Regions from separate parts of the Mus musculus genome. Here regions 2, 3 and 4 are each linked to region 1. The links are chromatin loops, found by intact Hi-C in ENCODE. Cell type or tissue: heart. All regions are shown on one strand. Region 1 overlaps Gm42252 (a long non-coding RNA gene). Region 2 has its middle 25 kb from the start of Rab2a. Region 3 holds the start of Gm42253 (a long non-coding RNA gene). Region 4 has its middle 20 kb from the start of Gm8273.

Region 1 (8,000 bases):
GAGTATACATGTTATATTATTATGAAGGGACTAGTTTAATCACCCTCATGAGCGGAGATAGGAAAAAGGACAAAGCTTGTGAAAACACATATGCTTTTTTAGGGAAAACATTGCCATCATGGTGGTTCTCACACATGTTTGCTGGAACATCCTTTTATTAGTACTGAGCTCAGAAACTTAGCAACATTTACTCAGATTGGACTAGATCTAAATTCCTGAAAAGCAAATGATGAATTTGAAAAGTTAGTAGAAAAAAAAAAAGCAATTAGGATCGGGGCAGATGGCTCATTGGGCAAAGATGGTGACCTGAGTTCAGATTCCTAGCACCACCTAGAAGCCAGATGAGTGTGTGCCTGTAACTCCAGCACTTAGCATGTGTGTGGGAAACATGTGGATCTCAGGTAGTTCTTGGACAACCAGTCTATTCAAAATGGCAGCTCCAGGTTCAGGGAGGGTATTTTTGTGCATTTTCTGTGCACAAATCTTTTTGTGCACTCTCTAAAGTTTGTCTTTGCATAATTCAAATGCTGATTTCTGTACCAGCAGAGAGATGAGTACTATGTGGACTTTGGTTATTTTTATGGATTATCGCCCGCCTTAGTATTTTGTAAACACACATGTCTTTCACCTTCTGATTGGCTTAATAAAGATCTGACAGCCTATAGTTGAGGCAAAAGAGGAAAGGCAGGACTTCCAAGCAGAGATGGGCTTTGGGAAGAAGCAGGCAAGGGAAGATTTGCCAGCAAGACTCGAAAGTGGAAGAAACAGGTACCCGGACTACAGGAGAGGTAATGGACCATGTGGCAGACGTGGACTAAAATAAGTTAGATGAGTTAGCAGGTACCCAGCTATAGTGCCTACATTGTCATAAGTAATACGTTTCTATGCCATTACTCAGGAGGTGGTGGGTCTGAGACAGTCCTGCTACCCTCACTCAGAAAACAAGTTGGAGAGCGATAGAGGGACATACTTAACACCAAATTGTGTCCTCCACAAGTACTTGCATGGGAGGCACACTGGCAAACACATGTTCACACTACACCACACACACACACACACACACACACACCACACACCTCACACATATCCATGCACATACACACATGCACACACATACACACACACATACACATATTCACACACTACACACACACACAAACAAACATATATACACACACACCACACACAAATACACACATTCACATGCACACACACATACACACATACACACATGTACAAACACACACACATATGCTCACACTACACACATGCCTACACACACACACACACACACACACACACACACACACACCACAGTAGTTATACTTACTGTACATGATTTATTCATTTGCTTTCTAGTGTTGTGGTAAAACACTGACCAAAGTGAGCTGAGGAGGAAAAGGTGTATTTCATCTTACAGTTGACAATCCATCAGGGATGGAAGTCAGAGCTGGAACTCAAGGCAGGAACCTGTAGGCAGAAGCTTCTGCCTTGCTCTTCATGGCTTGCCCAGCTTGCTTTCTCATACAACCCAGGACCGCCTGGCCATAATTAGTATTGCCCACAGCGGGCTGGGCGTGTCTCTATATCATTATTTGATAACTTGCCTATAGTTATCAATTTGATGCAGGCAATTAATCAGTCAAGGTTCTCTCTTCCCAAATGACCCTAGTTTGTGTCAGTCTGATAGACAATAACAACAACAAAACCCCCAAACAAAAACCCCCAAACCAACAAACATCCCCAAGCTAATGAGCACAATGTAGTGAGTCAGTCAATTACCTTTGTGACAGCATCCTATTTGGTCACACAAACACACCCAGCACTTGTTTAGCACATGTAAATGCACAGAGTACCTTCAGGTCTCTGCCTTCCCGGCACCACAGTTTCTTGTGAAATAATGTATTACTCACCATCTCAGAGTGTTCTGTGTGGTGGCAGAAAAATGCTGTCTCTATGTAATACACACAACTTTAATAATGAAGCCAGCTCACCTTTCTTGTAAAGAGCCCACTGGGGCTGCTATTGTTTGCTAACAACTACAATGAAAGGCACAGACAATCTACTTCCTCTGTGCTTGAGAGTGTGTAAGTGCGCGCACGTGCGTGTGCGTGTGCGTGCGTGTGCGTGCGTGTGTGTGACCTGCTCAGGCCCAGCATCTGCTCTGTCCCTAGTCACTCTACTTCTGCATCTTCTGACTACGCCTCCTGTGGGCAGGAGACCGGAGAGTGGGGTAAAGGGAAGGAAGGGCCTTCCTCTTCCCCACCTGTCTCCTGTGGCATCTCCAAGGCAGAAGCAGCTATTTCTTCAGTGCAATATTAATTACCGTACCCCACAATGGCTCTACCTGTGACTAGTGACATTGGATTTGGGGCTCTTTCAGGCCACCACCTTCCTTTGTTTTTGCAGCAGCTAATACCTGTGAGACTTACCTGCTTAGAGCTCCTGTTCTCCACGGAACTAATCTCTTGTCTTTGATTCTGCCTTTTGCAAAGCCCTAGGGTGGTTGCGCCATTTCTCGATTTTATGGTGTGTGTGTGTGATATTATCTTTATAACCACTCTTGTCAGGAGGGAATATCACCTGCACTTTTGGGTGGAGATTTTGTGGAGGACCAATGGTGTGTCCAAGCTCACCCAGTTCACAGCCAGAGGTTCCAGGACTCAACTCTAGCAGTCTTGTTGACTTCCCACCTCCAGGTGGCAGAGAGCATGCTAGCCCCCAGGGTTTAAGAATTTCTACATACAGTGAGGTACTCACATCTTCTCAGGGCCAGCCAAGAAAACAGAGTTCAGAGGCACCAGTTTGTCAAAGGGCAGATCTGGGATTCAAACTCAGCTCCGAGCCTCTCCTCCTCCTCTTGGGGCTAATTCTTCTGTGTAATGTCTTCATTTTTGGAGACATGATGTACCGTGCTGTTTTAATACATGTTCCCAGATCCTGCCTCTAGAAATGTCCATTCAGTTCATTTAGGACAGGGGTGGGGAATATGGCTTTTGCCCAGTTGTCCTTGATTCTGGGGTCTCCCGTTCTGCCTGCAGCACCCCATGTGGCACCTGTTTGCCTTTCCATTCCAGGCTCTGTTTTCATCTGTGCCCTGAGGGGCTGGAATAATCTGCAAGGTCATTCCACGTCTTTGTACACGCTCATTCTTGTGACTGCAGGATACAAGGCTGATGTCCTGCATCCTGGGCACCGGAGCTGCTACTAAACCCTGAGGGTAGCTGCCTTCATGCCTGCTCCTCAGGAATTCCCATAGAGTGTGGGACTCCACAGGGGCCCTCTGGCTTGAGGGTGAAGGAAAGCCCTGTTTGTTGGTTTGAAGTAGTTGGCAAACTGGCATTTTAAAAAGGAAATAGACTGTGGGGTAGAGGGTTTAATTCAGGGAAATATTTGGAGGACTCAGTGTTTGTTCTGAGAGGTCATCAAATAGGTTTTGTTCCCACACTCTCTGGAAAGATGACGCTTCATTAACATGGCAGCATGAGGTGTAGTGGAAACGGCAGAATTGGGAACTCTGAAAAGACACATTCACTAGATTCCACTTAAAATGTAAAAAGGAGTGGAAAGAAAACCAATGGACATTTTCTTGAGGCAGCTGAGCGATACAAAACACAGGCATCTTTGTCTCCTCCTTGAAGACTTCCACAATGCCTTCTCCTTTCTTCCTTTTGACTAATCTCTACTTCTGAGAGGTGTTGAGTTTCGGCCAAACTTTCCGCTTCGTTCGCATCAAAGACTGCCCTCTTGTGAATAGCCAGCTCTCACCTACCCCTCGCCTTACTCACTCCTGACCAGCGGACGCAGGTCAGTCCCCCATAATAATTAGCTCACAGGCAGAGTTTCCAGGCTGCTCCAGGAGCATCAATCACAGGGATGAATGCAAGCCGGTGTGTGGGAACCGCAGGGGCAGCCAGGAGCTGAGTGAGCACTGCTGCCCCAGGCTCAGTCCCAAGCCACACTCCTTTGCTCCATTCACCCTACAGCTTGACAGAACAAATCACACGGGTACCTGATAAACTAGGAGGCTACCTGTCCCACAGAGAGTGAGGCTGGCTAAGTTCTCTGTGACTCCATACTTCTGGGTTCCAGGCTACAAAGCAAGTACCAGCGAGGCCTCAGCTACTTTGTCTCATTTGCTGATCTCTCGAATGTCCTTCTCTTCTAGTCATGAAGTTTTGGAGAGAGAAGTCCTAACAAAAGGTGCAACATGTTAGCTTGCATTCTTTTGAGCTTCCTAAGGTTTAATCTCCCCTTTGCTGTCTCCTGACCAAGGCTGGGGTCCTGATGGCTCCCTGACCCCATGTTGTGCAGTCATGTCTCTCTGCCTTCTGCCCCTGCAAAAACACCCGGGACTTTGGAACTTGAATTCAGATCTTGTCATGAGTGCTACTTCTCTCTGCACTGTTATCTGGGGTGACTCCCCACACCAATAAGAATTCAGATAGGATTCAGCCAGAAAGTTGGAATTCAGCACCGTATAGAAAGGTCACGAATTTGCTACCGGGGGCTTCTGGGTAGGGACTCTTGAGTACTTTCAGATTCTGATATGTCTTCAGTAGAGAGTCACTTTGGACCTGTACAAGACCCAGTGCAGGATCAGGTCTATGCTGCCCCCTGGTGCTCATTTGTTTTCCTACATCTAATTTATTCTATATTTACAGTCTTACATTCAGGACAGATATCTAAAACTACAAGAATCAGGAGGGAAAGATCCAGTGCAGTAAAGTCATAGATCTCTATAGTCTCTAGGGACCTAAGACAAATGTTTTTACCATGAGACACACCCCATTTTATCTGGAAACCAGCATAAATATGTGAGGAAGAGTACAAATAACAGATCCAATAACTTTAAGTTGTTTTTGACAGTAAATGATTAAAAGTGTTTCTGTTTAATATGTCTTAACTTTTAATCAGGATTTATTTTATATTCCAGTAAACTTTACTTTTTATGTAGATCAGAGGGGGAAATAATGCAACATTTTCAGGCACATGTATGCACATGCATGTGTACATATATGTATATAGCTTTGTGTGTGTGTATGTGTGTGTGAACAGATGAGTGCATCCATGCATGAACATGTAGAGGCCAGAGGATGACATTAATGTCTTCTATTTTTCTTCTTTAGTCTCTTAAGACTGAGTGTCTCATGGAACCTAGAGCTTGCTGGGTTTGAGCAAGCCATAAGGCACTTCTCCCAGCTGGCACTTGCGTTACAGGTGCCTGAGATGCTCAGGGCTTTTTATGTGGGTGCTGGAAGATCCAGACCGAAGTCTTCATGCATGTGGACTCTTGTCCACTGAGAATCCTTTCAGCTCTGGTATATCTTAAATTTGTATTTCCTTGCATGAAAACCAAAATAGAAGCCTGAAGTCTCTTCAAGTCAATTTGAACTTTAGGTCAGAGGCCTCTGGCTTTCAAGTCAGAAGTGAAGCGTGAGACAGGGTGGTCTGGGAGAGGCCACAGATCTTTATGTGTGAGTTATGGCTCTCCCAACCCTCTGTCAGTACACTGGAACACTTTGTCTGCTGGGCACACTATGTCAGACATTTTTAATATGTTCTTGGAATGCTGCTCTCTATGAGGCCTGAAGGCAAGAGTCCATGTTTGGAGTAAACAAAATATGAGAATCATATCAGCTGTTAAGAGGATGGATCTTTCCAAGTAGCTCAGACACATTGGCTGAGTGTTGAAGACAGCAATGATGCCAGCACATCATGCATTCATATCTTGTATGGCTGAGTCTGAGAGTTACAGGGAAGATGGCCATGCTGGGTACATCTTGAAGATGGTCATGCTGAATGCTAAACCGACATGATGATCACGCTGAGCTATCTGGGTAGGGAAGCCATAGCTGGCTGGCCAAATCCAAGAAGTTTATGGAAACTTTGTCTAGATGGTAATACCGGTGGACGAGTTTCCGGGAAGGCTGATGGAGAGAGAGGGGCTGGCTGCACTGGGAATTAGTCACTGGATACCTGTGAGTAGCAGGTTTCCAAGGAATGTTCACTCCTAGAATTGAAGACTCATTTGTATGGTGTCTTTATTTTCTCTCTCCTTTTCTGTTTATGGGATGAACTGTCCATCCTCATCCCTGGTTCACAGGTTGTAGTTCTAGCCCTGAGTCGCCTGAATTTGTGGCTGTATTTAGAGAGGTCTTTAAGCTGGTAATTAAATGAAAATGAGACTATTACAATAGGCCCTAAACCTGTGTAGCAGATGTCCTTGTAAGGAGAAGAAATTTGGATGCAGAAACAAGAGGGATGGGTGAAGACAGAGATGCAGAAACAAGAGGGATGGGTGAAGACAGAGAGGCATGCACCTGCACACCAAGGACAGAGGCTTACAAACCCTAACGCTGCAGGCATTAGGATTTCTGACTTCCAACGGCCAAGGTTTGGAATAAACCCCCCACAGTCTGTTGCTTAAGCCATCAGTCTGTGGCACTTTTACCTAGGAAACGAACCTAGTCTTCCTTTGAATTTAGCAGGTTTGGGGAGCATAGCAAGACGACTTCCCACGCAGAATTGACTCCGAGCATGTTCACTCCATGAAAGGTCACACTCTGCAAGTAGCTAAGCATCCTAGAAGATGTAAGAATGGCTTGTCTGAACAGCATCCAATATCTTTAACTAGACGAGATACATGAGAATGATTTCTGGAAGGAAGGCCGAGTGTGTACACCTGGACCAGACAAACATCTTTCCCTCACATTCTGTGGTATCCTGTGGAGGGAATCCAAATGGTCTGAAAAATGTTCACGATCAAAATGGATCTCTCTTTTGTGGGTACATTGGGAGGAAGCCCAGGGCTTGTGCATGGAAGGCCAGCACTGTACTAGGGGTACGTACATAGTCTCTAACTCAGCAATGTTCAGTCTGTGGCAACGTATGGATTATGACCCCTGTGTGGGGTTAAGTGACCCTTTCACAGGGGTCACCTAAGACCATTGGAAAACACAGATATTTGCAATTCATAACAGTGGCAAAATTACAGTTATGAAATAATGATGAAAATAATTTTATGATTGGGCATCACCACACCATGAGGAACAGATAAAGGGTCCCAGTGTTAGGAGGACTGAGGTCCACTTCCTAACTGAATCCTGCAGCCAAGTCTAGCGGCATAAAGCTACATACTACTTTATCAATTGTTACATTAAAAAAAAAAACTTCACTATGTGAGCTTGCTTTTCCTTTTCCCAAATACCTGATGCTTAGTTTATAGAATACAAGATTTGATACAAGTTTGCAAAAGATCTAGTGAACAAAGAAAGCTTAGCCCTGGGGACTGAGGATCCAGTTCCCCTATGTGTCTGCAGGGACCATTCTTGGAAGAGGGTGAGGTAATTAAACCAAACTCCACTGAGCACCTCATGACATGGACTTTAGTTAAATATGACCATGAGTTTGACACATCTCACCTTTTATAGAAACGGTGGAGGAGGACACTGGAGTAAAACAACGGATCAGTTTTTCATCCCATTCAGCTATGTGACCTTTAGCAAGCATGGCACCTTGGGCTTCTCATATGTGAACACTGTTGGTCATGTGCACAGAGCTTTTGAGGTGCTTGGTGCACCAGAGTGGCAGTAAGTATTGCTTGGCAGGATCTTGATGTCCTCAGATGAAGGGCAGTCAAGGTGTGCGGCTATTGCTTGATGCTTTGTGTACTATGGTGGAGAGCAGGTCTTAGCACGACCTCAGGTGCTATGCTGTTTGGCTTCTGAGTGTCTGCACTTTTGCAGGGTGTTTTGCAGTGTCAGTCCTGGGGAAGCTTGCGTGATGCTGACTATAACAAATGTAGCACTTTTTTTTTGTACCCCAGATATCTCAATGTGGCCTTTAAAAATATCTATAACTTTTATTTATTTTTTGGCAATTTTAAAATATTTTTATAGGTATGGGCATTTTGCCTACCTGTATGTATGGGCATTATGTGCATGCAGTGGCTGTTGAGGTCAGAAGGGGGCATCAAACATTTTGGAGCTGGAGTTACA
Region 2 (8,000 bases), 130 kb before region 1:
CATCCCTCCATGGCCTCTGCATCAGCTCCTGCTCCCTGACCTGCTTGAGTTCCAGTCCTGACTTCCTTTGGTGATGAACAGCAGTATGGAAGTGTAAGCCAAATAAACCCTTTCCTCCCCAACTTGCTTCTTGGTCATGATGTTTGTGCAGGAATAGAAACCCTGACTAAGACAAATTGGTACCAGCAGAGTGAGGTATTCCTGCGACAACCTGACCATGTTTTGGGGAGGTCTGTGGAAGGACTTTGGAACTTTGGGCTTGAAGATCCATTCGTTGTTAAGAGCTCTGTCAGATGTTTTGTAGGTGCTTGGAAGATAATGTTGAGAACAGTGCAGAAGATGGAGGCCTGGCTTGTGAAATTTCAGAGGGAAAATTAAAGACTCTTTTCAGGGCCATTGCTGTTTTGATTGTGAAGATTCTGTAGTTCTGGTTAGCTGGGGCTGAAGAATCAGCTGTGATTAACAAGATACCAGAACTACTAAAGCAAAAACTTTGCATTACTGGGACTATTGATGCTGGTTAGCTGGAGCTAAGAAATTAGCGGTGACTAAGAAGAGACCAGCATCACTGAGGTGACATCTTCTGGGAAGTGTTTTCTGAGAGCACAGTGGCTGTGTTCCAGATATAGCCAAAGTTGTACCTTGTGCTGTGGCTGGACTTGGTAATGTGTAAGGGTCACCCAGGTGGTACTGGTTTTGAAGGCATGAAGGAGTTGAGCAGAGCAGCTGAGGCTTGGCACTGTGAGAGGGCATGGAAGGCCATTGGTGAAAGTGCAGCCTCAGTTGCAATTGATGGCCCAGGACTGAAGGGGTCATGCAGTGTTTTGGAGATGCCAGTACCATGAGATGACCACCAAGAGCAGCAGCAGCAGTGGAGTACAGGCATCTGGAGCCTAGAAGATGACGAGTATGCTACAAAGGGCCTGGCTGGAGAAGTGACCTAAGCCCTTGGAGGAGCCCAGAAGATTGTAAGTTGGATCCCAGACATTGGACGGTTGGAGATTGACTTTTGCTTTTGATTGTGACTGTGCCCTGATATTTTCCCTCTTGAAGGAAGAAACTGTTTTAGTGGAGCCCACAGTTAAGAGACTTTTAATTGCAAAAAGACTTTGGATATTAAAAGAGATGTATATTTTAAAGAGATTGAAATTTTAAGAATATGTAAAGACTGTGGGACCTTTAAAGTTATTTAGATCTTGGAGATGAATAAGAATGTAAGGGTTGAGGCTTACTAGTGATGTGTTTGTGTGTCAAGTTGACAAGGGGTCAATTGTACTGGCTAGTTTTATGTCAACTTGACACAGCTGGGGTTATCACAGAGAAAGGAGCTTCAGTTGAGGAAATGCCTCCATGAGATCCAACTCTAAGGCATTTTCTCAATTAGTGATCAAGGGGGAAAGGCCCCTTGTGGGTGGGACCATCTCTGGGCTGGTAGTCTTGGGTTCTATAAGAGAGCAGGCTGAGCAAGCCAGGGGAGGCAAGCCAGTAAAGAACATCCCTCCATGGCCTCTGCATCAGCTCCTGCTCCCTGACCTGCTTGAGTTCCAGTCCTGACTTCCTTTGGTGATGAACAGCAGTATGGAAGTGTAAGCCAAATAAACCCTTTCCTCCCCAACTTGCTTCTTGGTCATGATGTTTGTGCAGGAATAGAAACCCCGACTAAGACAAATATAAAAGAAAATTAATTATATACTTGTATATACTTTATGTACATATATACACATGTATATATGTATACATGTATATTATGTATATATTATATATATACATATATGTGTATATTAAAGTGTAAACCAAATAAGTCTTTTCCTGCTCAACTTGTCTTCATCATGGTGTTTCATCTCAGTGATAGTAACCCTAACTAGACCAAACTTAAAATGCAACCTGCATGCTTTGAAGGTGACCGTGTGGCTGAGAAATCTACAAGAGGTGTGGCTCTTTATTGTGTGTGACAGGGATTAGTGCAAAACTACTCTAGCCAGTATTAGCTAACACTATTATTTCTTTGGGGGAAGTTGCAGGAGAGAGGAGACTGGGGTGCACTTTCACTGCAGGGAGAGGAGTCAGAGGTAGGAATCAATCATGGTTATGGACTTAATCAGTTATCAGTTTCATAATGAAACCACAGTAATGTGCTGAAAGGGTGCTGTTCCATGTTCTTTTCTGGATTTCAGGTGTTCTAAGCATGTTCATTTCCCTTTAAAATTGTATTAGTGTATGTACATGTATGTGGGCACACATGCCTTGGTGGTAGAAGAGAACAGCTTGTAGGAGTTGGGTTTTTCTTCCACCATGTGATTCCAGAGATGAAACTCAGGTCAGGCTTAGCAACAAGTGTCATTATTTACTGTGCCATCTCATTTCATTGGTCTTACAGATGGGAGAGGGGAGAGGGGAGAGGAGAGAGGGGGTGAGGGGGGGGAGAGAGAGAGAGAGAGAGAGAGTCTGGCTGCGTAACACAAGTTGGGCTTGAATCCTCCTTTCTCAATCTTCCTGTGGGTTTATAATTAAGCATCTCATACAGCTATGTGCATTCTTTATAATAAAATGTTACTGTAAATACCATGCTCTAGCAAACGATCAGATCTGAGGATGTTATGGAGCCTCTGGGTTTACTAAGGCAGTGAGAAGCGAGGATGTCCTGGGGAAGCCTGACTGTATGAGGTGACGGCTGTCTTGTAGAGGACTTGGCTCTGGATCTGTAAGGTCTCTGCCTGCTCTGCACAGTTAGTGTCAGACTTGAACTCCACACCCAGCTGATGTGATGTGCTTTAGTTGGAGTAGAAATGAAATGGAGTATAAGTCACCATCCAAATATTACTGTTTAAAAGAGTTTGAAAATAAGTTTCTCAGCTGAGTGTGGTTGTTGGAGCTGCCTACTTGGGTCCCCAAACTATGATCTCATGTGTGGTCATAAAGCTTTGAGAAAAGCTCTTCTGTGTAAGAAGTCTGGCTGGGTTGATTCACTGTCCTTTGTTGTGCACTGAATGAAGAGCTTGCCCTTTGCCTGTCTCTGGACCCTGTGAGGACACAGCAACAAAGCACTCACGAGGTGCAAACATTAGCTGTTAGACTGTCGAGAGATACAGTTCTGTTCTTTGTCGTTTGCCTGTTCTGTGATATGCATGTATAGTCACACAAAATGGGCTAAGACAGATGGGCTCTTCCTTTCCCTGCTACGTATATACCGTCTGCATTTGCCTTCCCTTACTCTTTTGCAATAAGATCCCGTTCCCATGATGTCAGTCACCATCACGAACCTGGCGATCCCCTGACTTACTAAGGCTACTCTACCCCTCTGACTCACAAAGCCAAGGACAACTTCACAATGCCTGCGGGAGGCAGACAGACAGGCTTTGTGCTTCTTTCTGGCTCCCGCTCACCCATGCTCAGAGCTGTAAATTCTGCAGTAAAGTCGATCAGTTCTTCTTTATGTTGAGTCCTGGGCGGCCCGGTTTCCATCCAGCCGGTATCAACATGTCACACAATGCAAAAGGATCCAAAATTATGGAAAAGCAGATTGGCTCCAGGAGCAAGGCACACACAAACACTTAAACATTTACCACCACTTTTGCTGTTTAGTGACTTCTCGGTCATTCCGCTCTATGAAGCATAGTTCATTATCATCATGATCAACTTGGGTCTGATCAGATCCTCCTTCTCAACGTATTCACATGACATTCAAGAATAGAATCAAGCTAATAGTTGTCCCTGTAGACTGAAAAGCAGATATTGATTACAAAGACCTGCTGATGTGAAAAACAAACAAACAAAAATATAGAAATCTACATCTGTTATATTTACACGGAAGCTAGGCAGTGTTGGTAGGAGGATTTATGTATTAGGAAGAATGAATGTGCTTTCTTTTCTGTAATTATTTGTATCTGGGGGCTAATCTAGAAATGACACATTGTATAGTGTCCTAGTTCATCAGTATACCTTGATTTGGCTCTCTCAGTCTGACGCCAAGGTCAGTCAGGTTCCATACTCCGTGCTCCGGAAATGTGAAGAACCCTAAGGTACTAAAGTTAGCCCTGGAGAGAGTTGGGGCAGTGCAATGGGTGTGTCAACATGATCCTGACAGGCGAGGGAGCGGTAAGAGAACATTCCAGAGGGCCAGGAAGGAGCAGAGGTTTGGAGCAGGGGTGTCCAGGAAGTGGTTGTGATGAGTAAGCCCTGAATGCGTGGGAGAGCGCCAAGGAAAAAGTGAGCAAAAGCTGGAGTGGGATCACTAGGCTTTGAAAGCAGCAGCTTCCATGAAAAGCCGCCCTGCATGTCCAGCCCCCTGCAGTTCCAGCCCCCTGCAGTTCCAGCGCTGATCTGAAGGAGCGCTGTGTCAGCACCTGCGCAGGGCCAGGGGCCTCACTTTTTCTTAAAGGAAAAGGCTCTAAAACCACAAACAAACCCCTGCTCTGTCCTTGATTCATCCTCCGTCTAGTAACTTTTAAAGTAGCTGAGCCCCAAAGAACACATTCAGAGTGGGTCTTCCTATCACAGTTAACCTGACCTCGAAACTCCTTCACAGACACGCCCAGAGCCTTGAATCTTAGGTGACCCTGATCCTATGAGGATGACAATCCGTCCATCATCTATTCTACCTCATGCAGGCTTTTATACTCTTAACTGTTTGCTTTTTCTCTTCCTACTTTCTATCTGTTGTAGTTGTTGTTTTAGAATGTGAACAACAGCCTTGTAGGTGCTACAGCCTGAGCTACATTCTTGGTTGTGGGATATATGCTTTAAATATCCTGCCCTGGGAGCTGGAGTATAATACCAACCATCACAGCTTATACTGGATACACTCTAAGTGTTTGTTTTTCCTTCTATGTCTTGTATTCTGTTTTTATCTCTGTGCATTCCCTCTCTCTGTCTCTCTGTCTCTGTCTCTGTCTCTGTCTCTGTCTCTCTCTCTCTCTCTCTCTCTCTGTGTGTGTGTGTGTGTGTGTGTGTGTGGTGTTGTGGCTCAATCTCAGGGCTTCATGTGTACTAGGATCTGGGCTATATTCTGAGTGAATGACTGATATCTCTTTAAAAGTCTTGAGTTTGGGGTTAAAGCATAGTTCAAAAGCAGAGGATGTGCTTAGCATACATAAAGCCCTATATTAATCTCTAGCACCCAAACAAAATGAAATACAAAACAAAGAACTTTCAATTTTGTCACTATCAATCAACATCCATTTTAAACTTTTATAAGATAAATACTTATTAAACCAAGTTTATCTGGGTGTGTTGGCAGACACCTAGTTTTAGCACTTGAGAAGTACAAGGAGAGATATGAAACATTGACAGGATGACTTCATGGCTGGCCTGACATCTGAGACCCTGTCTTAAAATGAACAACAACAACAACAACAACAAAAAAAAAGAATACAAATGATTGAAAAGATAATGTTAAAATTCACTGTCATATTTACTTTCCTATTACTATGAAGAGATATGAAGCAACTTAATAAAAGTTAATCAGGGGCTTGCTTACAATTTCAGAAGTTGAGTCCATGACCAACATACCAGGCAGCATGGTATCAGGCAGGCATGGCACTGGAGCAGTAGCTAAGAGTTTACATCCTGATCTACAGTTAGAGGCAGAGAAAGATTGGGTCTGGAGTGGGTTTTTAAACCTCAAAGCCCATCCCAAGTGACACACCTCCTCCAACAAGGCCACACCTCCTAATCCTTCCCAAACATTTCTACCAACTAGGGTCTAAGAATGCAAACATATGAGCCTGTTGGGGACCATTTCTCATTCAAACCACCATGCTCACCTATCACCTAATACTTTAGAATTTATTCAGCTGACATGTTGGTATATGTTTTCATTCCTGTATCAATGCAGTCATTTCTTATCTCTGTGCATAGAAGACTTGGTTTGTGTGCTGGCTAGTTTTATGTCAAGTTTCTACTAACTAAAGCCATCTGAGAGGAGGGAACCTCAGTTGAGAAAATGCTTTCACAGGATCAGGCTGCAGGCAAGTCTGTAGAACATTTTCTTAATTAGTGATTAATGTGGGAGGGTCAAGTCATTGTTGATGGAGGTACCTCTGGGCTGGTGGAACTGGGTTCTGTAAGAATGCAGGTTGAGCAAGGCAGTACTCAGTACTCCTCCATGGCTTCCGCATCAGCTCCTGCCTCGAGGTTCTTGCCCTGATTCCCTACATAGCAAACAGTGCTATGGAAGTGTAAGCCAAATACATTATTTCCTCACCAATTTCTTTTAGTCATGGTGTTTCATCAGAGTAACAGTAACTCTAAGACGGTTTGTAAAAACAACTATAGATTACTTTGTACTGGTTTGAAGTGAAGTGTTTCTGACAAGCTCATGTGTTTGAACACTTGCCCCCCCCCCCCCCCCAGCTGACAGTGCTGTTTTGAAAAGTTGTGGCATTTTTCAGGACTTGGACCAGGCAGAACTTATCACCAGGGTACATCTTTGAAGGTCATAGTCAGGCACTGATTCTGATTCTTTTCTCAGTATCTCATCTGATATGAAGAGTTCCATCACACACTTCCTTTGCCAGGGAGCCATTCTGTCATCTGTCATTTGTCATGAGCCAAAGAAACCATAAATTGGTCCTCTTATGTATTTTGTGATAGTAGTAAGAAAAGTAACAAAACTAGCTCTGTTTGTTTGTTTGTTTATTTATTTATTTATCTAGACTGTGTAGTTCGGGGCAACTTTAGACTTACTGAAGTCCTCCTGCCTTATTCTCTCACATGCTGGGGTTCTCAGTGAAGGTCCGTGAGTCTGGCTCTGTCACATTTGAATCCGTATCTGCTGTGATGGTTAAATCTGATTGTCAGTTTGGTTGAACTGAGATATTTCCCTTAAAGCAGGAAAGTACACTTGTGCATTTGCCTGTCAGGGTGTTTCCAGGTTGCTGACATATGGGAGACAGCATGTGTAGGTGAAGGACCTGCCCTGTACAGGGGCAGTGCCACCCACTGATAGGCTGCATAGGCTGTGGGCCCAGGCAGAACAAATAGCAGCAGTGGGAAGCCAGATGTGCAAGCGCCACTCTTTTTAAAAAAATTATTTATTTATTCTTTTATTTTATATTAGATATTTTCTTTATTTACATTTCAAATGTTATCCTCTTTCCTGGTTTTCCCTCTGAAAACCCCCTATCCCTTGCCCCCTCCCCCTGCTCACCAACCCACCTGTCTTAGTTAGGGTTTTACTGCTGTGAACAGACAACATGACCAAGGCAAGTCTTATAAAAAACAACATTTAATTGGGGCTGGCTTACAGGTTTAGAGGTTCAGTCCATTATCATCAAGGTGGGAGCAAGGCAGTATCCAGGCAGGCATGGCGCAGGAGGAGCTGTGAGTTCTATGTCTTCATCCAAAGGCTGCTAGTGGAAGACTGACTTCCAGGCAACTAGGGTGAGGATCTTATACCCACACCCACAGTGACACACCCATTCCAACCAGGTCACACCTATTCCAACAAAGCCACACCTTCAGATGGTGCCACACCCTGTTCCAAGGATATACAAACCATCACACCACCAACTCCTGCTTCCCTGTCCTGGTATTCCTCTACACCGGAGGCATCAGGCCTTCTCAGGACCAAGGGGCTCTCCTCCTATTGATGTTCAACAAGGTCATCCTCTGCTATATATGCAGCTGGAGCCATGGATCCCTCCATGTGTACTCTTTGGAGGAGACAGAGACAAAGTGTGGAGCAGAGACTAAAGGAAAGGACATCCAGAGACTGCCCCACCTGGGGATCCATCCCATTTGCAGTCACCAAACCTAGACACTATTGTGGATGCCAAGAACTGCTTGCTGACAGGAGCCTGATACAGCTGTCTCCTGAGGGACTCTGCCAGTGCCCGACAAATACAGAGGTGGATGCTCTCAGCCAACCGTTGGAGTGAGTACAGGGTCACCAATGGAGGAGCTAGAGAAAGAACCCAAGGAGCTGAAGAGGTTTGCAGCTTCATAGGAGGAACAACAATATGAACCAACCAGTACTCCCAGAGCTCCCAGGGTCTAAACCA
Region 3 (8,000 bases), 260 kb before region 1:
AACCCAGCAGACAGAGCACTGAGTGGATTTTTTTAGAAGGTATTTTTTATCCTGAGGGCCACAACGATTCCTTTAAAAGATTTTAAACGGGAGGGAAGTGATCGGATTAAAAGGAGCACCACCCATTTAGTCCACTGTAGTGGTGGGGGAAGGGTTGAAGCGTGGGACACGCGCAGTGAGCAGGTAACAGCGGGGATCCGGGTGGAAACGCCGGGCGCGCGCACCGAACCGGAGGGAGCCCTGAGCGGAAGAGCAGACGAAAACGGATTCTGGGGCTGGATGAGTTGGCTTGAGGGGCTGATGACCAAGTAGAGATGTCATGGCTGAGATATGAAACTAGGTCTGAGGATCGGTGCTGAGCTCCATGTGAAAGAGATGTTCAGCCTCCAAGTGAAATCGCCTGGGTTTCAGAACAGAGGTGGTCTGGAAGCAGGAGGGCGCACGGCTAGTGGGACAAGATCGGCGAGAGGATGCAGAGTCGCCTGCACAGCCGAACAATATTTATTTTCTTTTTCTTCAAAAATACTCGGAACCCAAGACCAGCAGTGAGATAGATAGGTAGGGGCTCCAGCGTTCTCGTTGAGGGACGAGAAATGAGATTTTTGGGGTAGGAGTTGGTCACCGTGAGTCCTAGAAATAATCTTCCGCTAACACGCCTGTGGTGCCCACAAACCAACTCAGAGCATCGAACAGTTGACACAGAATCTTGATCAAATAGATCCCCGACCCCCGAGAAGACTATATCATAGAAACGTGTTTGCTTTAAAAAAGTATCGCGCTTGTTTCTTCCAATTCCAGTATTTAAACAGTTGAGTGACCAACTTGCAATTTTAATAAATACCGCATTCAAACTATGCATCCACTTTCAAAACACTGAAACTGAAGATAGTCGTACTCTACCAGTGAGTGCAAACTTTCCCGATTTTTGCCCGTGGAAGGTTCTGGGGAATCGCTTAAGAACACGGCCGGTGCCCCAGGTTTGCTAAGCCGCGGACTGAGACAGCACCCGCAGCCCGGGCCCGCACCACTGGCTCCTCCCAGCCCATTCCCCACCTCCGCTAGCAGGTCCCCCACGCCCCGCCCTTCCCACGGCCCCGCCCTCCCCAGGGCTCGGGGGGGGCGGATCCAGGATGCCCATCGCTGATTGGCTAGCTTCGCATAGCCCCGCCCCAGGGCGCGCGCAGGAAGCGGTGCGGACACGCGCGGCGCGGCCCCGCGGGGAAGCGTCCGCGACCCTCGTTCGGGCGTCCTTGACCTGCCTCAGGCGAGGCTGCGTCCCGAGAGCCCTCCTGCCTTCGCCGCCCGCCTCGCGGACCTCCGGGCTCTGGTCGAGGCCGCCGCCCGCGGTGCCCGGATGTCGCGGGCTTAAAGGGCCAGTGCCGCGCAGCCGCCGCGACGTGCGCTCCGAGCGAGCGGGCGGCCCGGGCAGCCTGAGGAGGCCCGGCTTCCGCAGCCGGCCGGTCCCTGTGATTGGCGGAGGCGTCCAGAATGCTGCACGTCGTAGGTTCCGCCTTTGCCGGGTCAAAATGGTGCGGGCGAGGCCCTGCACTGGACGGCCCGGGCCTGGCGATCGGGGACCCTAGAAAGGGAACGCTAAGTTGTTTGAGATCGCGGATAGGGGCGATGGCGTCGAGGTGCGGTTTAAAAATTATACGGTCCTCAACAGGAAAAATAAAATTGTTGTGTTCGACATTAAAGATTTCTTTTAAAATGGATATTAAGGGATTTCACAAGGGCCAACTTGTAAAAACAACTCGTTTTGTCTTTAAGGTTAATTAGAACCTGTGACAGTTCGTTTAATTAAGCAAAATTAACTAGTCTATTAAAAAAAGTGTGTGCGTGTGTGTGTGTGGTGTAGATATAGAAGAAGGTTTATTTCTTAATGCTTGTTTTCTACGTGGGTAAAATTGAAATGAGACCGAATAGCTTTCCGAGTTTGTTTATACTGTTAAAATACCTTGATTCTGATTCTAGATTTAAAATTTTAAGATGTCCTTTTGTGTCTGAAATCCTTAGAACAGGTGAGACTTTTCAAAAAAACCCTTGAAATGACACTTATTGTATTGTTTTTGAAAAAATTTATATGGAATTTGTTTTAATCGTGTTTCTAATCATTTAAGTCCAATATTGGAATAAAGGGAAATTAGAAAGTACCGAAGCTTGAAGAGTAGCCCCGTTTCTGAGCAAAGTGAAAGGATTTTCTTTTACCCTAAAGACGTCTCCTAGGTGCTGGAACAATAAGATAAAGAATAGTTTAGGGCCGGGCGTGGTGGTGCACGCCTTTAATCCCAGCACTCAGGAGGCAGAGGCAGGCAGATTTCTGAGTTCGAGGCCAGCCTGGTCTACAGAGTGAGTGTCAGGACAGCCAGGGCTACACAGAGAAACCCTGTCTCGAAAAAAACAAAAAACAAAACAAAACAAAAGAATAGTTTAGATAGAACACTGACTAATAACAAGGTATGGTATGTCTGTATGAAATGCGATAATGAAACTTGACACTGTGCCTCCTAACTTCATAAATTAATAAAAGTGACTACTTTTTCTATTTTTACTCCAAGTATCAAAGTAGTAGATTTTATTTAAAATGAAGGAGTGAAAAGACAATGAAGAAAAAGAGAAACACAGGAAATAAGATATGAATAAATGGAAAATGTTCAGAGAACTTAGGATAAATTCAGTATTTGCTTATCAAGAAACTGGATAGAGGAAAATTACTCTGAAGTTAAAACAGGCTTGTATGAAATGGTGTTTTAGCTTCATGCCTTCTTCAAAATATAAAATAACTGGTTTCATTTAATTGAATACTCAATGAGAATTAAAGACATGGAAATGACAAAAGCAGGAACAGAAGCCTCCAGAAAAGAAGATGAAGTTAATGACACGCTTCATTTCAAGAGACATGAGCTCATTTCCTGTTAGAGGGATTCCTCCCAAATGAGGTTTGGTGCTAAATAAATTTATTTTACAGACCTTCCTTAAATCTGTGCTGGGGGGTGGGAGGAGACGGAAATGGAAAATGGAAGCGATAAGAAATGTAAGGGAAAATGTAAAAGATTGCAGCTTCCTTTAATGGCAGCCCTGGCCACTGCTGCCACCGCTGCTACCTCCTCCCCCCTCCTCCCCCCTCCTCCCCCCTCCTCCTCCCCCCCCCCCCTCCTCCTCGGCCATTACAGTATAGGGATAAAAAAGCTGAGTGGGTAATGGAATGGCTCAGTGGGTAAAGTCACCTGCTACCAAGTCTGGTAGTCTCAGTTTGACTCTCAGGACTCACATGGGAGAAGAGAAAATGGAGTCTTCTAAACTTGTTCTCTCTTCCACATGCTCACCATGTCAGAAGAAGTGTTATATTCCTGGAACTGGACTTACAAATGGCTTGTGAACTGCAGTGGGAGTGCTGGGAATTGAACCTGGGTCCTTTGGAAGAGCAACCAGCTCCCCAAATAGTGTTTTAAAACCAGCTGATACTGGCTAGAGAGATGGCTCAGTGGTTAAGACCACTGACTGCTCTTCCAGAGGTCCTGAGTTCAATTCCCAGCAACCACATGGTGGCTCACAACCATCTGTAATGGGATCTGATGTCCTCTCCTGGTATGTCTGAAGACAACTACAGTGTACTCATATGCATAAAATAAGTAAAAAAAAAAAAATCAGTTGGGACACACACATATTTTCTTGGTATTTTTTTAATTTGTTTATTTTATTTATGTGAGTACACTATAGCTGTCTTCAGACACACCAGAAGATGGCATCAGATCTTATTACAGATGGTTTTGAGCCACCATGTGGTTGCTGAGAATTGAACTCAGGACCTCTGGAAGAGCACTCAGTGCTCTTAACTGCTGAGTTAAGCAACCCTGGTATTATTATTATTATTATTATTATTATTATTATTGTTATTTAAAAGTAGTTGAGTATGGGTAGTTCACACTTGTGATAATCCAAAAGTAAACGACAAAAGGTTGTAGTTATCCCCAGGAGTGAAACAGGAGGAATTTGAATGAAGTAAATTTATGAAAATTTCTACCATTTAAATGAATTGATTTTTGTAGGTAAACTGCTTTTTACTTGTGAGCTATTGAGTGAATGGCTGAAATGTAGAGCTGACTTGGAGTGAAATAAAAGCCACTGGTAAGTACAAGCAGCAGCTGATATGCTACAGTCTACTGTTTGCCCTGCAAATAGGTCTGCACTTGGGTCAGGAGCTTGGTCTTGGCAGCTCACATATAACCATGAGTTATATATATAGTAACGTTATGTATGGAAACTTTGCTGTGTGCCAGATACTGTGCTAAGCATCTTTTTATGTTCTGTCAAACATTTGAGAGGGCATGCAAGGATTACTGCTATGCCTATTTGAAATGTGCAAACTGGAGTGACTCTCATTTGAAAAGCCCTAGCAGGTAGATGTGTGCCTGTAGTTTCACAGTCAGTGGGTGGAGAGCTGGGATTCCTGTCCCAGGTCCCCCCTCTGACTGTATTTTCAATCATTCACTAAACAGACATAAATTTCATTTTTATTTCATGTTTCTATAGAAAGTCAAACTTCCATATTTTTTATTGTATTTTAAATCTCTCTTTGTCTCTCTGTGCACACGTGCGTGTGATATGTATATGTGGGTGCAAATGCTGACGCTCATATGTGAGGGTTAGAGATCAGCTTTGGAGTGGCTTCTCTCCTTTCACCTTGTGTTTTGGTGATCAACTAATTTTTTTTTAAAAGAATTATTTATTATATGTAAGTATACTGTAGCTGTCTTCAGACACTCCAGAAGAGGGCGCCAGATCTCGTTACGGATGGTTGTGAGCCACCATGTAGTTGCTGGAATTTGAACTCAGGACCTTCAGAGGAGTAGTTGGTGCTCTTAACCACTGAGCCATCTCACCAGCCCCCCCCCCCCTCAACTAATTTTTATCCTCTGAACCATTTTGGCTGTTATTGAACCTGTTATTGTTTTGAGACAGGGTCTTATTCTGTGGGCCAGCTTAGCCTGAAACTGTAATCCATGCCTTAAGCTTGAGGTGACGTTTCTACATCTGCCTTCTGAGTTCTATGGCCAGGTTAGTGTACCTCCACAGTTGACCCTTGGTCATCCATGCTTTCTGGTTGGCTTTTGTTTCTTTGTTTTAAAGAAGTTTGTTTTATTTTCTTAGGGCTGTGTGTGTGTGTGTGTGTGTTAGTCCATCTGTACACACACACACACACACACACACACACACACACACACGCCAGCAGTGAAGTTACAGGTGATTGTGATCCATCCAGTCTAAGTTCTGCTATCTACATTTACTTCCTCAGAAAGCAGCAAGTGCCCCTAACAGCTGAGCCGCCTCTCCAGGTTCGTTGGTTTGTGTGCTGAGACAGGGTTTTATGCAGCTCAGGCTGACGTCAGTACACAGCTAAGGATGACCCTGATTTCACAGGGTTACAAGCGTACACCACACCCTCAGCCTGCAAACATCCATGTCATTTTGTGTACAGGGATTCCCTTCAGACTAGAATTGTCTAAGGTCTTCGGGCACATAGCTCATTGGCATGAATAGAGGCACACACATTAGTCTTCTTGGTGTCTGGTCACTTTCCCACCCTCTTCCTGAAGACTTTTCTCCCTCTCAGTATTTTCTCCTTTCTAGGCAACTGCTGTATGGTACCTGTTCCTCCAGGTCATGCTGTGGCTGGTGCAATCCCATCATTCAGTGTAGGCCAGTGCTCACAGGTAACCTTTCAGAAGATGGAGAAAGGAGGAAGAGCCAGGTTTGCTAGGAAGGAGTTTGGGGACTATTTGCATTAGCAGACAACAAACATATTTCAGTTGACAAGAGTATTGTCTTTTTTTTTTTTTTTTTTTTTTTTTTTTTTTTTTTGAGACAGAGTCTCTTGGATCCCAGGCTGGCCTAGAACTCACCATATGGTGCAAGCTGCCCTTGAAATTCCCATTCCCTACTGCAGTCTGCTGAGTACAAGGGTTACAGACTTGCATCACAAGGCCCAGCATCCTTTTTTATTGTTGGCTTGCTTTATTCCACGTGTCCCTTTGACTAAGTGGCATGTCCCTGGTGACCAGTCTAGCAGCAGCTGTGCCTGTATTTCTTTGGTCTGTCATGCTCATACAAGGCTCCACCACAGATGGAGTGAAAGAGGTAGTCAGCCCGTCATGGTGGTTACATGTTTGCAGGGTGTTCATTACCCATAGCTGTGATAAAATTCCTCCACAAGAGCAGTTTAGAGGAGAAAGAACTTACCTTGGCTCACAATTCCAGGTCCATCATTGCAGAGAAGTCAAGGCAAGAAGAGCTTGAACATCTTCACATCCCCCATCCAGAGCACATGCTCACTCATGCTCTCTCCTCCCCCTCCCCCTCCCCCTCCTCCTCTTCCTCTTCCTCCTCCCCCTTCCCCTCCTCCCCCTCCTCCCCCTCCCCTCCTCCTCCTCTTTTCCCTCTTCCTCCTCCTCCTCCTCCTTCTCCTTCTCCTCCTCCTCCTCCTCCTCTTCTTCTTCTTCTTCTTCTTCTTCTTCTTCTTCTTCTTCTTCTTCTTCTTCTTCTTCTTCTTCTTCTTCTTCTTCTTCTTCTTCTTCTTCTCTCTCTCTCTCTCTCTCTCTCTCTCTCTCTCTCTCTCTCTCTCAATATAGTACAGAATCTTCTGCCTGGGGAATGGGTCTTCTCACTTCAAATAGTAGAATTAAGACAATCTCCCACAGATGTGTCCACAGGACAACCTGATCTAGACAGTCCCTCACTGAGACTCTCTCCAGGTGATTTAAGATGGTGTCAAGTTGATAATTACAAGTAACCATCACTGTCCGTACCTTAATACAGAACCGACTTCAACTGACTTTTTCTTGTCCCTGAAGTCTCATGTTTATTGTATAATACAGTCCAACTTTAAAAGTTGCAATAGTCTTTAAACATTGTAATACATTAAAATTAAACTCCCAGGGCCTGGAGGGATGGCTCAGTGGTTAAGAGGACCAGCGTTTGGTTCTCACCTCCCACACTGGCTGGTTCATAACCACGCGTAACTGCAGCTCCAGGGAAGGGGAAGGGGATGAGAGGTGGGGGTTGACTCCCTCTTCTGGCCTCTGAGGGAATCTGAGGAGATTCAGATACACATACACATGCCCAGAAATAAAAAGATTGTTTTCATTTTTAAAGTTCAAATCCCTTAACCACAAGAACCTATAAAATAAAAACTAAGTGACATCATTTCAACATATAAGGTCACAGAGAAAACTTCCTTGTTCCAAAAGGAAAGAACTTGGCATAAAACAATCACATCAGAGTTAAAACAAAGCAGGGTAAATACACATTCCAGAATACCATGTCCAGCATCTGGGGCACAGGATATAGTTAGCTGAGTTCCAAAAGGCTTGGACAAAAGGCAGTTCCAACTCTATCTCTGCTAGCTAAAGTACACACAATTTCTCTCTTAGGCCTAAGCCAACTCCACTCCAAATTGCTGCTTTCCTTGTACGATGTCTGAGTCCTAAGATCTCCAATATTCTTCTTTCTCCGACTGTAGGCCTCTCCATAGGAGTTTGAGCCAAGCCACATAATGTCTGTCCTTAACTGTACTCTTTCTTGCATCTTTCATGCCTTCAAAATCACATGGACAATATTTATGGCATCACCCGGTTCTGTCGTCAGATGAAGATGTAGCCTGGACCACAAAGGCTAGTGTGGCATCAACTTCTGCTACTGACCCCAAGAAAACACTTTTCTAGGCAGTAGATTTTGAGGACCAGGGAACTCCTTTAGCCTAGGCATTCTGACATCTTTCTTTCTTTCTTTCTTTCCTTCTTTCTTTCTTTCTTTCTTTCTTTCTTTCTTTCTTTCTTTCTTTCTTTCTCCCCTTTTGTAAAGATTTATTTATTTATTTATTTATTTATTTATTGTAAGTACACTGTAGCTGTCTTCAGACACTCCAGAAGAGGGCATCAGATTTCAGTACAGATGGTTGTGAGCCACCATGTGGATGCTGGGATTTGACCAAGACCTCTGGA
Region 4 (8,000 bases), 290 kb before region 1:
TCCCCAGTGAGGGTCTGTTATTCTTAATAAATTGATGGCAAGGGGCAGAGGATATAGAAATCCTCATTAACCTAACTGTAATTTATGGGTTTTATTTGAGTCCAAATATGAGGAACAGATAAGAAAAAGAGAGGCCAGTAAGATGGCTCACTGGGAAAAGACCTTTGCTGAAAAGCCTGCAGACCCAGTTTCCGTCAGTTGACTCATATGATAGGAGTGAGCTCACCACTACACATTCTCTGATCTCTCCACGGGAGCATATACCTACAGACACAAACACACTTGCAATACAAATAAACGAGTAAGGATGTTTTTAATTCATGAGACAATTGAAGAAATTTCATCTCATGGGATATTTTATAACAAAAAATAATAGTTTAATTCTTAGGCATATTGATGATTTTGTGGTTAAAATCTTTATATGAGTTCTTGATTGATTGATTGATTGATTGCTTTTCGAGACAGAGCTTCTCTGTGTAGTCCTGGCTGTCCTGAAACTCACCCTATAGGCCTGGCTGGCCTTAATCTCAGAGATCTGTCTGCCTCTGCCTTTCTAGTGCTGGGATTTAAGGCACGGGTCACCACTGCCGACTTTTTTTTTTTTTTTTTTTTGACAGGGTCTCATATAAAGGCCTGGAACTCACTATGTACCAGGCTGGCCTTGAACTTGTAATCATCTTGCTTCCACTTCTTCAGAATAGCCTACTAGCATTACCAACTTTAAAGGGAGACTAGAGAAACAGGTTTTAACATTCTAAGTGTTGGGATTAATATTCATCTTTTAGAAGGCACCTAAAGAGCACATCTTTAACAGCTGAACTGTCCAGTCTGCGTCCTGTTGCTTGTTGGTTTTAATTTTCAGCATTGATTAATTGTACAAGCCAATGGGTTTCATTATGACATCTTTTTAAAAAATTTATTTATTTTATGTATATGAGTGCACTGTAGCTGTACAGATGGTTGTGAGCCTTCATGTGGTTGTTTGGAATTAAATTTTTAGGACCTCTGCTGGCTCTGGTCAACTCCACTCAATTTGGTCGGCCATGCTCCAGTCAGCCCCACTTGCTCCAGTCAGACTTGCTTCAGTCTCTGCTTGCTCCAACCTAAAGATTTATTATTAAACATAAGCACAGTGTAGCTGACTTCAGACACACCAGAAGAGGGCATCAGATCTCATTACTGGTTGTGTGCCACCATGTGGTTGCTGGGATTTGAACACAGGACCTTTGGAAGAGCAGTCAGTGCTCTTGCTGAGCCATCTCTCCAGCCCTCTGCTCCCCTACCCCCATTTAAAAATATTTATTTGTTCTATGTAAGTACACTGTCGCTGTCTTCAGACACATCAGAAGAGGGCATCAGATTCCATTACAGATGGTTGTGAACAACTATGTGGTTGCTAGGAATTAAATTCAGGACCTCTGGAAGAGTAGTCAGTGCTCTTAAGTGCTGAGACATCTTTCCAGCCCTTATTATGACATCATATATATATGATCTTCAATCCCTTATTACCATGGCCTGTTTCCCCTCCCACTGATCTTCCTCTTCTCTAAGCCTCCTTCTAATTTAATTCATTAGATCTATTTTTTCTTTCTCTCTTTACTACTATTGTTTTTGTTTCTTCTTCTTCTTCTTCTTCTTCTTCTTCTTCTTCTTCTTCTTCTTCTTCTTCTTCTTCTTCTTCTTCTTCTTCTTGAGACAGGATTTCTCTGTATAGCCCTGGGTGTCCTGGAAGTTACTCTGTAGACCAGGCTGGCCTCGAACTCAGAAATGTGCCTGCCTCTGCCTTCCAGGTGCTGGGATTAAAGGCGTGTGCCACCACTGCTGGGTGTTTGTTTGTTTTTCAATACAGGATTTCTGTGTGTAGCCTTGGCTGTCCTGGAACTCACTCTGTAGACCAGGCTAGCTTCAAACTCAGTGATCTACCTTGCCGACTACTGTCACTTTCCTAAGTCAACATAATTTCTAACTACTTACTAAATATTTATTTCACACCCACAGATAACAGAAAAATGTAGCCCTCAAGCCTCACCAAAGAACCTTTTTTGAATAGTTGGAGACCACTACAGCAGGCCACACTGGCCAAACTTCAGAGAAGGACTTACTGTAAAGTGTCCAGCCACAGTTGATGTATCTACTGCATAACCCTACAGGTAATGCTCAGGGAACATGAAAAGATTATAGGATCCAGAAGACGGAGACATCCCGGTTAAAGATAGTGTCTTCTATATATGACAGGGAAGCTGTACCCATGAGATCTCAACAATATCTCAGCCTAAGCAAGTCTTAACAATGACAATGCCAGTTGACATGCCAGTGTGAATGGAGGGAATGTCACAAGGCCCCATCCCTGGATGAAGAATCGTAGGCAGTTAATGATTGCTGAGAAATGGAGGCTCAGTCTTTTGATTGATGAGCCTTGAGTCCTATACATATAGTGATATACAATCATTTGTTGCTTAGGCACCACGAAGATATCCTGAGAAGCACATCCTTACACAAGCTGTCATTGGACGAACCTCGCAGCTGGTAGGTACAGTGACCTAGAAGGTCCAGGTCTGTCATTCAACACAGCCTGTTGATGCAACCAACAGGCATGATCAACAGGAGGGGCTGCTGCTGCTGGCCCCTCCTTATGTGCTGCTTACAAAAGCATTCCTCTGTAAAGAGTACACATAAAATGATACAAAAAGACAAACACACAGACCAGCAACATAATGGTTTATTACCATAGTCAAGTATTTATGTCCTGTGCACAACCACATGTACTGTTCTTTCTGTTTGTTTGCTTGCTTGTTTTGTTCTGTTTTTTGTTTTGTTTTTGAGACAGTTTTTCTCTGTGTAACAGAGCCCTGGGTGTCCTGGACTCACTTTGTAGACCAGGATGGCCTTGAATTCACAGATATCTACTTGCCTCTACCTCCTGAGTGTTGGGATTAAAGGTGTATGTCAGCACACCTGGCTCTTTTTTTTTTTTTTTTTTTTTTTGACATTATTCTCAAAGAAGCCCAGACGGGTTGTGAACTTGAAATCTTCCTTTACAGTCTCCTCTCTCCAAGATAGTATCTATCTATCCCTCCCTCCCTTCCTCCCTTTCTCCCTCCAGTTGCAGGTGACCAAACCCAGGGCCTTCCTGCACTTGACCGGTAGGTATATTTACATCAGTGTCACCACAAATACAAGAGTGATATAATGTGCTAAGACTTTTAGGGTGGCTATGACATTATAGGTATCAGGGTTCTCTCAGCTCCATTTTGATCTTATAAGACCAGGTGCTGTTTGGTGATGGCTGGATTGTCATGCACACATAACTATGCTTAAAGCCGAACTGACGTGACCTCTGGGACTTGCATTAACAGTGTGAAGAAATGGTGGAGCACAGACAAGAGAGGCCATACATTGATGTATGTTGGACTTATAATACCCAGGGAGGGAGGCAACACTGCACATTTCTTTCTACTTTTGTGTATGTTCTGTTTCGTTATAAAAAGTTCATGAGGCCATTTGAAAGTCCAGTACTTCCCTATGTGGCGAGACAGTGCAGACATGGGTCCTGAGGAAGGCTGTTGGTGAAGCCCAGAGCATCTGAACGACCATCTTCTTGAAGAGGAGCAGGAAGCTTTTCTGATGAAACTTCACGGTGCTGGGGTTGTGTCTAGCTGTGGCCTACTAACTTTGTCACCTTGAGCTCATCTCTTACCTCCAAAGAACTCCAAGGCCAGCATCCTCCATCCTTACCTACCTGTGAGGCAGAGATAGTAATTGTGCCAACCGTATAGAACTCATTGTGCCAAAGGAAGCCATGCACAAACCCACCATGCTCCACCCAAGACAAAGTTAAATGTCCAATGGCAGTGTGGGTGTTTTATTTCCCAACAGAATGGTCACAAGAAATAAGGACATAGAGCCAGGTATGGTGGTGCTTACCTTTAATTTCAGCACCCTGGAGGCAGAGGCAAATGTTTGTGAGTTCCAGGCCAGCCCGATCTATAAAGTGAGTTCCAGGATAGTGAGTTCCTTTTTTCCTGTCTAAAAAAGTAGAAAAAAAGAAAGAAAGAAAGAAAGAAAGAAAGAAAGAAAGAAAGAAAGGAAGGAAGAAAGGAAAAGAGAAAGGAAAAAAGAAAGGAAGGAAGGAAGGAAGGAAGGAAGGAAGGAAGGAAGGAAGGAAGGAAGGAAGGAGAAATGAGGACAGGTCTAGAGTGTATAGTGCGACAGAAAACTATTGGAAGTGGCAATGGTGCCCCGGTGGAATGGAGGAATCTAAGGTCTTTGTCCACTGAGGTCATCTGGAGGTCAATGATGACATCATCATGTTCGGCTCATGATGATGTGTAGAATGCAACCAGAGAACAGATAATTAAGCAAGAAGCGCCAGTGGCAACGGGAACAGTGGAAGCTGTGTGCTTCCTTATTTGGATACGAGGAACTTGGGCAGCGAAGACAAGGGAGCCCTTTTGCAGAAGGATGGGAGTTGAGGGGCAGGAGACACTGTCCTCAGCTAGGTAGAGATGGGAGATGTCCAGCAGCCTGCTCCAAAACTCTGGGAGATTGGAAAAAAAAAATCCAGAGAGAGTTAAGGAAGGGAGCTGGGTTTCTGAGGTCTTGGTGGAAGGTGTCTGATGTTAGAATCAGCTTCATACAACAAGGATGGCCAGAGCAGCACAGGGTGGGCCCCCTTAGTGTCAAACGGGCAGGCAGGTGGCAGTCTATACCCTCTGTACTGTTGAGAAGAATGTTCTGTGGCCTTTGAAGTCACCTCCTTTATGTGACAGGAAAAGGGTGAGAATTAATCGCTTCTCTGAGTGGGCCGTGGTGGAATAGAGCCCCCCAGCTGCTGGAGGTGGAACTGCAGCTGTCTGATACTAGCGCTGGAAGAGAGCCCAGCCCCCAAAGCTAAGGGGAGACACAGCTCAAAGAAAACACAGCCTGCGACAGGCAGAGGCCCCATGGAGTGCTAGAACGGGAAACATTTTTTGTAAACACTGTTCTCTTCTCTCTACTCATCGCCTTTATTTCCACTCTACCTCATACCATGTCTGTCTCATCCTGATGTTAAGGCCAAAGAGCCGGTTAAGACAGGAAAACCTGTATCTGGAAACGTATTCACCTGCTTTGTGCTAAAATGCTCCAGAAGTATGGAGCGTGGCCTTCTGATAAGGGTAAGAGTTGGGAAGGATACATTGAAATCTACATTTGCCTACCCCACCCCTGTGCCTGCCCCTCTTTTCCTCTGCCCCTCCCTGAAAACCGAAGAAAAACATGCATGCTAATTGAACCCTCTGAGCTACACCCCCCACTCTTTTTACTTCTTAATATTTTGAGACATCTCACTAAGTTGCCAAGGCAGGTGTTGAATTTTGACTTTTAGTGTCTTAGCTTCCCCTCTATCACAGATCTGGAATTAAGACATGGCATAGGGACTCATTTGAAAAGCACTCTTGGGGCTGGAGAGATGGCTTAGAGGTTGGCTAAGCCATCTGAACTGACTGCTCTTCCAGAGGTCTTGAGTTCAGTTCCCAGCAACCACATGGTGGCTCATATCCATCTTAATGGGATCTGATACCCAATTCTAACGTGTCTGAAGACAGCGACAGTGTACTCATATACATAAAATAAATAATTCTTAAAAAAAAAAAACCAAAGCCCACTCGAGCCTTGAATTTGTGTGGGGCTGGGATACATTGTTTTTCTGCCAAGGCTTAGTGAGGCTGTATCTATTATCCCAGCTGTGGAAGCTGAAGCAGGAGGATCACTTGAACCTCTAAGTTGGAGACTAGCCTGGGCAACATAGTGAAAACTATTTCATAAAACAAAACAACAATAAATGTTCTTTTTTTGTGTGTGTGTGTGTGTGTGTGTGTGTATTTGAGTCAGGGTTTCTCTGTGTAGCCTTCCCTGTCCTGGAACTCACTCTGTTCACTAGGCTAAGTTCAAACTCAAACCAGCTGCCTCTGCCTGTCTCTGCCTCCCAAGAACTAGAATTAAAGCCTGTGTCACCATCATCTGCCTCAAAATGTTCTATTTTTAAAAAAGATTTATTTATTTATATGTAAATACACTGTAGCTGTCCTCAGACACTCCAGAAGAGGGCACCAGATTTCATTATGGATGGTTGTGAGCCACCATGTGGTTGCTGGGATTTGAACTCAGGACCTTTGGAAGAGCAGACAGTGCTCTTAACCACTGAGCCATGTCTCCAGCCCTCTATTTTTTATACTAATATTATTTTAATATTGCAGCCAAACCTAGTTTTAATTAGTATAAGTATTAAATTAGCAACTTATTGTGGAGTATAAAAAGATGACAATGTTTGTAAGAACATAATGAACCAAAATTTTAGCTAAATTATCACCAATTAGACCAAATCTATCTTTATCTACTTACCTACCTATCTATCATCTACCTACCTACCTATCATCTATCTATCTATCTATCTATCTATCTATCTATCTATCTATCTACCTACCTATCCATCTATTTTGGATGCAGGTTTGTACTACACTGTCCTAGCTAGCCAGGGACTCACATGTAAATGAGGCAGACATGGAATTTGCAGACACACAGCTGTCTCTGCTTCTCAAGTGCTGGGATTAAAGACGGGTGACCACTCAAGCTCCCCATCCCTAGAGAAGTGCTATGCAGTCTATAAGCACTTGCAAAGGAGAACTTACCCTTTTCAATGGACTCTCACTAGGTATAGAAACCGCTCTTAAGGACAAACCCCACGGCCAGCAGTAGAAGGCCAACACAAAATGAACGCAATGGCAGTTTTGTAGGTTCCCTGTTCCTTAGTGCTTTGTCTGAGTATTCGTTTTATTCTTTTTTGTTGTTGTTGTATAGTTTTTTTGCATATACATTGTGCTTTCCTTTGCCGTGTTTGCTTCTGTGTGTGTCCCCTGCACCTACATGTGTTTCCTGTGATTTCCCTTTGACTGTTTTGTCCTATTCTGCTTTGTTTGTTATTTTATCTTATTGTATTTTTTGTTTTTGTTGTTTTTTTTGGTTTTTTGGTTTTTCGAGACAGGGTTTCTTTGTGTAGCTCTGGCTGTCCTGGAACTCACTTTGTAGACCAGGCTGGCCTTGAACTCAGAAATCCGCCTGCCTCTGCCTCCCAAGTGCTGGGATTAAAGGCGTGCGCCACCACGCCCGGCACTGTATTTTTTAAAAATTAGTTTTAGATGCCTGTTTGTATTCTAATGAGGAAAAGAGAAAGAAAGGGTGTGGATTTGTGTGAGTGGGGAGTTGGGGAGAATATGAAAGGAACTGGGGGAGGGGAACCATAATCAGACTATATTGTCTGAAAATATATAGTTTCAATTAAAAGACTTGTGCTACTATGCATTGAAAAAAAGTCTTCTTAGTCAATCAATATTTGCTATGTTGGGCTCTGTGTCAGAGTCTAATGATGCACAAATTAATATAAGCTACAGTCTCCGACCCCACAAGTCTCATGTACCTGGGGAAACACAGTTGTGTTACAGGGATTACATAGAAAGTATATGGAGATTTCTCCTCATGTGACGGGAATGAGAACCAGGGAATACATTTTCAGAGTTGAGGAAGGGTTCGGAGGAGACTTGAAGAACAAAAAGAAAATTTTCAGACTTAAAGAGAAGAAGAGACTGTGTTGATGTTTACTGGTCAAGTATGTCCTTAGCACGCACAGGCCCTGGCTTCCATCCTTAACACAGAAAGGGAGGGAGGGAAGGAAGGAAGGAAGGAAGGAAGGAAGGAAGGAAGGGAGGGAGGGAGGGAAGGAAGGAGGGAGGGAGGGAGGAAGGAAGGAAGGAAGGAAGGAAGGAAGGAAGGAAGGAAGGAAGGAAGGAAAGAAGGGAGGATAGGCAGCAGTACATTCAGGTAGTGGATCTACTATAATAGAAACATAGAACAGAGTGACCATTAGTAATTTTATTCATGTAAGAACCATGCAAAAATATGATTAATCTTCTTTCACGCGATGCTAGATGAGTAGGTTCTCAACCTGTGAGTCTCGACCCCCTCGA

Evidence for each region. A loop is a pair of places that touch in the nucleus more often than their neighbours do. Peaks named below come from ENCODE experiments on the same cell type or tissue, not always from the same donor. Only the 100,000 strongest peaks of a DNase experiment are listed, where the experiment ranks them.
Region 2: it touches region 1 in a loop (2.9-fold over the local background); 6 of 42 quality-filtered maps call a loop at or near these places.
Region 3: it touches region 1 in a loop (3-fold over the local background); 8 of 42 quality-filtered maps call a loop at or near these places.
Region 4: it touches region 1 in a loop (4-fold over the local background); 3 of 42 quality-filtered maps call a loop at or near these places.

What each region holds. Positions count from the first base shown.
Region 1 is chr4:8,377,474-8,385,473 of GRCm38, reverse strand. All of the region lies in intron 1 of Gm42252 (a long non-coding RNA gene), which reads left to right. Among named protein-coding and RNA genes, the nearest start is that of Gm42252, 38 kb to the left of the region's middle. In heart, a CTCF peak has its summit at 4,613 (motif pointing left); no DNase peak of the experiment used is centred here.
Region 2 is chr4:8,506,648-8,514,647 of GRCm38, reverse strand. No RefSeq gene overlaps it. Among named protein-coding and RNA genes, the nearest start is that of Rab2a, 25 kb to the left of the region's middle. In heart, a CTCF peak has its summit at 4,323; a DNase peak (open chromatin) is centred at 4,177; H3K27ac peaks cover 354 bases.
Region 3 is chr4:8,640,678-8,648,677 of GRCm38, reverse strand. Gm42253 (a long non-coding RNA gene) reads left to right here and starts at 3,832. Exons shown (of 4, transcript XR_881099.1): 1 at 3,832-4,128; 2 at 4,963-5,058; 3 at 5,632-5,714. Gm8273 (predicted gene 8273) reads left to right here and starts at 1,221. Exons shown (of 1, transcript NR_168732.1): 1 at 1,221-1,715. In heart, CTCF peaks have their summits at 4,763 (motif pointing right) and 7,939 (motif pointing right); DNase peaks (open chromatin) are centred at 217, 1,147 and 1,477; H3K4me3 peaks cover 2,274 bases; H3K27ac peaks cover 2,056 bases.
Region 4 is chr4:8,663,686-8,671,685 of GRCm38, reverse strand. No RefSeq gene overlaps it. Among named protein-coding and RNA genes, the nearest start is that of Gm8273, 20 kb to the right of the region's middle. In heart, CTCF peaks have their summits at 4,833 and 6,091 (motif pointing right); a DNase peak (open chromatin) is centred at 4,825; H3K4me3 peaks cover 334 bases; H3K27ac peaks cover 734 bases.